Regions from separate parts of the Homo sapiens genome. Here regions 1 and 3 are each linked to region 2. Evidence: chromatin contacts called from ENCODE Hi-C or POLR2A ChIA-PET data. All regions are on one chromosome and are shown on one strand. Each heading gives the region's core, a stretch centred on a gene start or an enhancer-like site at or near the end of the contact. The rest is flanking DNA. Distances are from core to core; before and after follow the strand shown.

Evidence for each region. A loop is a pair of places that touch in the nucleus more often than their neighbours do. ChIA-PET counts read pairs that join two places held with the same protein, here RNA polymerase II (POLR2A). Pooled maps may share reads with other maps.
Region 1: a map with no recorded cell type shows a loop between it and region 2 (2.6-fold over the local background). The contact joins two enhancer-like sites. A Hi-C loop is called at or near these places in 3 of 168 maps with a recorded cell type or tissue (Calu3, G401 and endothelial cell of hepatic sinusoid), 3 of 37 single-sample maps with no recorded cell type and 5 of 50 pooled maps. POLR2A ChIA-PET finds 5 or more read pairs at or near these places in 3 of 52 experiments (CD4-positive, alpha-beta memory T cell, activated CD4-positive, alpha-beta T cell and naive thymus-derived CD4-positive, alpha-beta T cell).
Region 3: a map with no recorded cell type shows a loop between it and region 2 (5-fold over the local background). The contact joins two enhancer-like sites. A Hi-C loop is called at or near these places in 1 of 168 maps with a recorded cell type or tissue (endothelial cell of hepatic sinusoid), 3 of 37 single-sample maps with no recorded cell type and 3 of 50 pooled maps. POLR2A ChIA-PET finds 5 or more read pairs at or near these places in 2 of 52 experiments (B cell and RWPE1).

Annotation. Positions count from the first base shown.
Region 1 is chr12:124,603,265-124,605,964 of GRCh38, reverse strand. It overlaps LOC101927436 (a long non-coding RNA gene), which reads left to right. Exons shown (of 4, transcript XR_242964.4): 4 at 687-942. Among named protein-coding and RNA genes, the nearest start is that of NCOR2, 37 kb to the right of the region's middle. Within about 2 kb of position 1,449, at least 4 of the 41 ENCODE cell types and tissues checked have a DNase peak (open chromatin) inside an H3K27ac peak, as active enhancers do.
Region 2 is chr12:124,744,848-124,747,547 of GRCh38, reverse strand. No RefSeq gene overlaps it. Among named protein-coding and RNA genes, the nearest start is that of SCARB1, 120 kb to the left of the region's middle. RefSeq lists an enhancer at 2,567-2,616. Within about 2 kb of position 1,352, at least 33 of the 41 ENCODE cell types and tissues checked have a DNase peak (open chromatin) inside an H3K27ac peak, as active enhancers do.
Region 3 is chr12:124,544,317-124,547,016 of GRCh38, reverse strand. All of the region lies in intron 1 of NCOR2 (nuclear receptor corepressor 2), which reads left to right. Among named protein-coding and RNA genes, the nearest start is that of NCOR2, 22 kb to the left of the region's middle. RefSeq lists an enhancer at 2,443-2,700. Within about 2 kb of position 1,341, at least 7 of the 41 ENCODE cell types and tissues checked have a DNase peak (open chromatin) inside an H3K27ac peak, as active enhancers do.

The DNA.
Region 1 (2,700 bases), core at 200-2,699, 140 kb after region 2:
GTAGGGAAGAGGAGGGAAGAGGGGAGATGCTATTTGTAGGGCTGACACCTGCCCCCTGCCCCTCAAAGCAAGGCAGGAGCAGAAGCAGGGGCCAGGCACGCCTCTCCCCTGTTTCCTGACCTCTGGAGCCACTCTAACTCCAGCTGCCTTCACTGCTTAACAAACCAGCCCCAAACTTAGCCACTTAAAACAACAGCCGCCACTTATCTGCTCAGAATTCTGCAATTTGGGCAGGATCAGGCATCGTGGTGGTCCCCACCCCACGTGTGTTATCTGGGGGGCTCAGCTGGGGCTGGATGGCCCAGCACGGCATCACCCACATTGTTTAGCACTGGAGCTGGGTACACTCTTCTCTCTCCCCTTGTAACTCATCTCCCAGGCTTCACTCTGTCCCTGCGGTCTCTCCCTCTTCTAGAACCTGGCCTGAGCTACTTTGCGGGCCAGCTGGATTCCAAGAGAGAGAAAATAGAAGTCGCCAGGTCTCTTAAGGCTTAATCCAGAACTGCAGGGAGTCACCTCCACAGCATCCCGGGGGTCAAAGGATTCACAGAGCCTGCCCACTTTCAAGGGGTGGGGACACAGACTCCACCTCCCATGGGAGAGGTTGCAGGCCCCTGCAGGGAGGGGGAGCACTGCTGGCAGCCATCTTTGCAGGCAACCCTCACACTCTTCCATTTGGCCTCCAGCTGGCCTGGCGAGGCACCAGAGGCTGTAGAGGAAAGCGCCTCCCACCTGTGAGATGCCAACAAGATACCCAGGGTCTGAAGAGTCTTAAAAGAAAAGCAAGGAGCGGGGGTATGATATCCGACCAAAGAGCAAACGCCCGAGCCACTTGGCACTGCACTCTAACTGGGAGGCTGAGCACACAAATTAGATGTTTGTAAGAATAAACAGTCATTAGAACTCGAGAACTAGAGGAGAAATAAACATCATTTCAAGATATTTGACTAATTTGGCTCTGAGCTCTGCCTGCCTGTGAATGTGCTGGTTTCTGGCTTGCGGGGATGCCTGTGTATCTGTGCATGCTTCTTGTTAGCCCTCTTGGTTACGTGTCCTTACTGAGTGCCAAAGTCTCCTCTGTAAAATGGGGATAACAGCAACACCCAACTCAAGGGTGTTGGGAGAGTGGAACAAGGAAATACACACAAATTGATTAAAACAGAGCCTGGCACCTATAGTAAGTGCTCAAGAAATGTGAGCAATACTCTACATTTGCTCACATATTCATTCGTTCAGCAAATATGCAGAGGGTCCCAGCCAGGGGAGGCCCTGTTCCTAGTGTTAGGGATCAAAAGACAGTGAGATTCCTCGTGCCAGCTGATGCCAGGCACACGGTGGGCGCCCAGGAACAGATTTTTGAAGAATGAATGTATGGGGCATGGACTTTGCCTTCAAGAGCTGTGGCCTGGGGAGGAGACAGACTTGTAAATAAATCACTGCAAACACTGTCATGATAAATGCAAAGCAGTTCCAGCTATAAATTTCACCTAAAGTACAGTAAAAGGACCGGCCCTGATGGTGGAATTTCAGAGACAGAGGCCAAGGCAGGGAACAGTGCTGCGGGAATGAGGCCCTCTTAGATGCTTTGAAATTGTACCAGGAAGACCACAGCCCCTGAACCCAGTTCAGAGTGGAGACAGCAGGGCAGGGAAGCCCTCACACCGTGGATGATGACAGGTACACACTTTGGAGGACTCAGGCCACTGGGCTGGATGACCCTGGCCATCCCCCTGCCTCAGGGCCCATGGCCCCCAAACCAGGGGCTCCTAGTTTCCAGCAGGAACTGCAGGTGGCACAGAAGGGCCTGCAGGATGGGCTGCCGTGGCGGGCGGGTTTTAGAGCGAGTGGCTTCTGAGTCTGTCTGTGCAAGTTAATGAGCGGCTCTGGACATTTAATCAAAACCAGACATCTCCTCACGGCTGTCTGCTGCGAGCAGCGCCGGTGTGTGCAGAGGTTCTTCCTCAGGCCGCAGAGGGGCCCTGACTGTTTTCAGGGCCTCTGGCCAAGACTGGGATGGTCTGCAGGCCGCAGCACCTGGGACTTGAGTGGAGGCCCCATTTCCAGTCCCCACCAGCTGCCAGAGCCCCTGAGTGTGCATCTAGAATGGAGCCCCCGCCCAAGGCCCCTAGGTAATTTGCAGGGCCTGGTGCAGAATGGAAACACAGGGTCCCATGCTCAAAAATGATGAGGAATTTCCAGATGAGAACAGGAGAGCTTCGAACCAAACGTGGTTTCCGACTGTGGGGCCCTCGGTGTGGCAGGCTCAGGAAACTGAGCTGAAAAAAATACAAGACGATTGTTGGGGGGATCTTCACTTTGGCCTCAGCAAGCAGTGTTGAGTGCCTGGCTGGCTGTGGTGTCAAGCTGCGGTCAGTGCCTTGCATCCAAGAGGTGCTGAATAAATGCTCATTCCCAGAATTGAGTTGCGTTGTGCAGATGGCACTGGGAAGACACGCCCTCATCCTCTGGGGCCTGCTGCAGTCCCTCCCTGCCCTGGCTGCTCATCAGTGGAGACAGAAGGGTAAGAGGCAGACGGAGAAGGGGAAGCATTAACACTTCCCTCCTGGAGGCCCTGAGAATGCTGGAGGGGCACATGGGACCCAGCTGTGGACAGAGGTCCCAGATGTAGAATGATGAGCAGTTACCTCCCACCGAGCCCAAAGGGACCACACCAGATCCATGGGAATAAATAAAACCCAC
Region 2 (2,700 bases), core at 103-2,602:
ATGTGGACCATTACTACCATGTGCAGGTTTATTCATCAAGAGGGGAGTGAGGGCCCCGCTGCTGTCCACAAATAAGCTGTGGCCTCTGCTGTCTGTTGCCTCCGCTTTTCTCAGACGCCTCTGCCTCTGGGAATTAGGGGTAGTTGCTAAGATCTATTGAACAGTTGCTGTGTGCCAAGTCTGTTAGCTTAAGCTCTCACGCTGGTGCCTCTGAAGTCCCCTTTTACAGATGTGGAGACTGAGTCTGGGAGGTTCAGTGATTGCCCAAGGTGTGGAGGGGCTTGGGGTTGGAGCCCCAGGTGCACATCTGTCCACACAGGCCCTTTGCGGGGCTGAAGCAGGATTACTCTGAACATCCAAGTCAAGGCCACCCCGGGATTTCATCCAACAACGAAAGCCAAGTTCAAGGTGTCTTGGTTTCTTCTGAAATTGCCCTAACCTTACCTGTTAAAGGCCTGGCTGACTTGTGCTGTTCTTTTTCTTGAAGAAGTCCCCAAAAGATGAAATCACAAAGTCCAGAGCGGTGAAGACATTGCCCAAGACCCACAGCAGAGGCAGGATTCAAACCTGGCTCCCCTCCTCCAGGAAGTCCTCCAAGCCTGCTGCAGTTCCCCAACTCCCACAGAACTCAGGGGCTTAGGGACATGTCAGCAGAGCCTGTTTGCTTTCTAACCCAACACTACGGGTCGCCAGCCCCTCATAGGCAGAGCTCAGACCTTTGACTTTTCTGTATGTTCCTCCTCTCACCTCTCTGATCCTCTCCTGTCAGGTCAGTGTGAGCTGGGCGCACATGAGGCATCCAACAGGCCCTTTGCGTGTGAGTGGGCAGTGCAGTGAGGCAGCCTGCGGCTCAGGCATGGGGCCCCCTGAGCATTTACCCTTGTCTCCCCCACTTCAAATTGTTCGGGAACAGAGACACCCAACTCTGCGAATTACACTGAAACCAGGAAGGTCCCACTCACTCCCTAAAAGAATAAATCAAATGACAGCTAACAGCGACCAAACCCTTTCTATGTGCTCTGCACTCTGCCTGGAGGAGTATGTTTAACACGCAAGAGGGCCTCTCTATCATTACTATCCTCCCCATTTTAGAGAAGGAAACAGGCACAGAGAGGCTGAGTGACTGGCTCAAGGTCACACAGCTAAAAAGAGAGGGAGCCAGGATGTGAGTCCTCCTTGGGGTGGAAAGCCTCCAGCGAGGGCTGTGGTTTTGGCTTCCCATGGGGGAGGCTGGGGAACGAGGCCAGGAGGCCCCTGAGGCTGATTCTGGGTCTCTGTCACGTGGTTTCTCTTGGGTCAGCCAGCGGGGGTGGGCAGCTCTGAATGCAGGCTCAGCCCAGGCCAAGGAATGTCGCAGCGGCTGTGGCTCAGCGGGCCAGCCAGAGCGGAGGCTGGGGGAGGGAGTGGCGTCTTGGCAGCCGTGACAAATAGAAAACAGATTGTGTTTCCCTTTGCTTCCACCCCCAGCCGGGGGAGGGGATGTGCCGGAACCCAATTACCCACTTACAATGGATGCTCTATTGTGGAACGGGAGGCAAGGTCGGGGCAGGGGGAGCAGGCCCTGCCCGGGGCGCGGTGTCCCTGGCACGGCCCCGTTGCTCGCCCGCCCTGGCTGACCTCCCTTCCTCCTGACTCTGCTGCCAGCCCCGCCGCCCCCTCTCCTAGCTCACAAAGACCCAGCGCCCTTTCCAAAACTGGGTCTTCCTTCCAGGCAGCCTTGATTCTCGCTGTGGAGCCGCAAGGACTGTGGATCCTTGTCTGAGCACTAAAGTCCAGCAAAGGTTTCTGTCATTCCTTCCTTCCTTCATTCATTCTTTCACTCATTCATTCCTCCCCCACCAGCCCCCTAATCTCTCTCCTCTCTCTATCTTGTTAATGATCTGGAAATATTTGAGCATCCAGGCAGCTTGGTTCCCATCGAGATCCACTCATTGATTCACTAAATATTTACTAAGCACCCACTATGTGCAGGCACTAAGAATCTGTTCATTTACCACTGTTTGTGGAGTACCTACTGTGCGTGAGGCCCTAGACAGACTTGCATTCACTTAGCAGGTATTTGTGGAGCATCCACAGAGATACATGTTTGTCCAGTATTTGTGGAGCGCGTACTATACGCCAGGGAGTCATTCATTCATTTACCAAGCGTTGGGGGGGGCACCTACTACGCTCTGGGTGTTGGGGTGCCACAGTGAACAGGACAGACATGGTCTCTGCCCTCAGGCATCTTATGGTCCAGTGGGCAGGGGCAGACTCTTAACAACAATTTGATGTGCTGTGCATTTATTGCACACCAACTGTGTGCAGGCTTCTTGGAGGGCAGGATTAGAGATGCACGCTGGTCAATGTGAACAGCCTGAGCATGAATCAGACCTAGATTGGGACTGGGGTGCCGACTGCATCACCAAAGAAGGAGACTGACTTCACCTCCAAGACCTCAGTTTACTCAGCTGTAAAATGGGTGGTGGTGAGACTTAGCCAAGGGGCCTGGGAAATAGGAGTTTGCTTCTGTTGGGGACAGCTGTTGCTTTTACCAACTCAGCATCTGTTCCTCCTGGTAATGGCGCCCCGGATCTCGTTGAGGAAAACAGCTTTCTTCTTTTCTCTCATCATCTGTAGTTCAGGTGGGGCTGACCCCGCCTCCCTGGCTCCTGGAGGAGCACATGACCAAGGCTTGGCCAATCAGGTCATCCCATCCTC
Region 3 (2,700 bases), core at 92-2,591, 200 kb after region 2:
CTCCATCTCAAAAAAAATAAAAATAAATAAAATATTATAAAAAGACAATGTTAACGGTATGCTAGCATCACTACTCTTGTGCTTTGGGGCCATTGTTCAGTCAGATAAGGGCTACTTGAATACAGGCACTGCTCTACCATCACAGTTGATCTGATTCCCGGGATGGACACTCACAGGCAGGACCGTCTGCAGAGTGGGTCCTCCCGGGCAGAGGGAGGGGTCATGTCCTGGGCTGGACAGGACGCGACGGTGCAAGATCTCATCATGCTACTTAGAACAGCGTGCAATTTAAAACTTAGGAATTGGCTGGGCGCGGTGGCTCATGCCTGTAACCCCAGCACTTTGAAAGGCCAAGGTGGGTGGATCTCGAGGCCAGGAGTTTGAGACCAGCCTGGCCAACATGGTGAAACCCTGACTATACTAAAAATACAAAAATTAGCTGAGCGTGATGGCAGACGCCTGTAATCCCAGATACTCAGGAGGCTGAGGCAGGATAATCACTTGAACCCAGGAGGTGGAGGCGGAGGCTGCAGTGAGCTGAGGTCACACCACTGCACTCCAGCCTGTATAACAGAGTGAGAAAAACAAAACAAAACAAAAACCCAAAACCCAAAAACTTACGAATTGTTTATTTGTGGAATTTTCCGTTTGTTTTCAGACCACCATACTGAAACTGTGGAAAGCTGCCGTGGCTAAGCAGGAACTGCTGTACATATTTATTAAGCCCTTACTGTATGCTGGGCATTCACTCTTACTGTAGGCAGGCATTCGCTCACTGAGCCTCTGAGTCAGCCCTGTGAGCTGAGTTTCTATTTTACGGCGAGGAAACAGGCAGGCTCGGAAGGGTTAAGCCACGTGCCCAGGGTCACAGAGCTAGAAAGCAGTGCAGCTAGGTTTTGAACCCGGGTCTCAGACCCTATCCTGAGATCACGAGACCTGTGCTCTGTGGCCTTGCTGCAGGCTGAGCCCTGCAGGGAGCAGAAACAGCCTGTGCCTGGGATGGGTCTCTCCTGCCTGTCTATGCTTCACCTATGCATACCCCTGAACTGCTGCCCCAGGTAATGTGTGGCTTTGCATGTGTCCTGGGTGACACGGAGACTCTGAGGTGGGGCCAGTTCACAGCTCTGCCTGTGTGCATGGAACTTTGCTCATCTGCCGGGCCCAGAGAGGGTCCCCAGGCTGAAAGGCTGTTCCACGCCACTCGTCCCCCACCCCCACCCTCACCCTGACCACAGAAGCAAGAACTTCCCAGCACGGGGCGGCGCAGGGAAGCAGCGTGGCTCACTCTGTGGAGTATGTGGGGCCACTGGGCTGTTTCAGTTTCTGCTGCGTTTCTTGCTCTGACTCAGGGCCCTGACCCCAGCCGGGCCACTTGGGCTTCTGAACGCCTGCTGGGCTGAGCTGAGCTCACCGGTACATGAGAAAGATCCCGGGCTGAGCTGCCCTTGCCTGGCGTCTTTGGGCCTTGGTTTTCCCATCTGTGTGGTGGGGGCTTCGAGGGTCCCCGTGTGTCGGTGGGTTGGTGTGGAGGGATTGGGTGTGGACACCAGGGGCTGAAAGCTGATGGGGACCCATGGGGAAACCTGTGCCTCGGACCCCTCCAGACCAGAGGCTCCTGCAGAGCCCTGCCCATGGAAGATCTGGGTCAGGGGCTGCCTTGTCTCTGGGTGCTTCTGTTGTCACTGGCCTCTGGCCCCAGCCTGGTGGTCACCAAAGCCTATGTTTCCCCTGGGCCTGCTGCGGAGGTGGGAGGCAGGGAAGGTGGGCTCTTATCCAGTCCTCTCATCGTGGCCCTCCGAGACTCTGCTCCCTCCCCCTGGGCCCCGCTTCTGGGTGTTCGAGGTGCTGGGGACATTGGTGTCTCAGTAGGGTTGCAGGCTGGCAAGGGGCCCTGGGGAGGTGGCCTGGTGAACCCCGATGGTGAGCTTCAACTGAGCACTGCTGGGTGCCAGGTTGTAAATTTCTCTTCAGAGTAGCCCCTGGCATCATCCCCGTTTTACAGATGGGCACACTGAGGTTCCGAGAAGCAAGGCACCTTCCTCAGGCTTTAAAAAATGACAGCACTAGGGCTGGAGCGGGAGCCAGCCTGATTTTAGCCACCTAATATAATTGCCTCCGTTTCACCGAGAGGAAACTGCCTCTGCGAAGTTGAGCAGCACACACAGGGGTCGCAGTCTCCTGCCAAGATGAGATGGCTCAGGGATTTGATCTGGGTCTCAGGCCCATTTGGGGCCCACCGGGGACTCTGTATGTCAGCCCCACTTGTGCCTGGCTGTCCCCTCCTGTGTGTGGGCACCGGCTGAATGGTGGAAGCAGGTCCCTCCTGGGAGCAGGTCACGGGTGCTGGGGCTGCATCCCTGACCTACCCTGGGCCCGGGCGGGTGTGGAGGCAGAGGAGGATGTCCTGGGGGTTTGAGTGGGGGCGGAGCCTGCTTGTGAGGTGGAAGGTGGGGCAACTGAATCAGTGTGGGCCACCCTCCCACCCTGAATATCCCCAGGCCCTCGTGACAAATCTCTTTCACCATCTCTTGACCCAGCAATTAATTGCTTCTGGCGGATGGTGCCCCCGCCCTCCAGGGAGCTTCTAAAGGCCAGACCCTGCTCCTGGGCGGGCAGCCCGGGGCAGAGGCTGGGGAGAGTCTGCAGTGGTTTTTCTGTTCAGCTGCAGATTCAGGGGTCCCCAGGCCAGGCAGCCTCTCT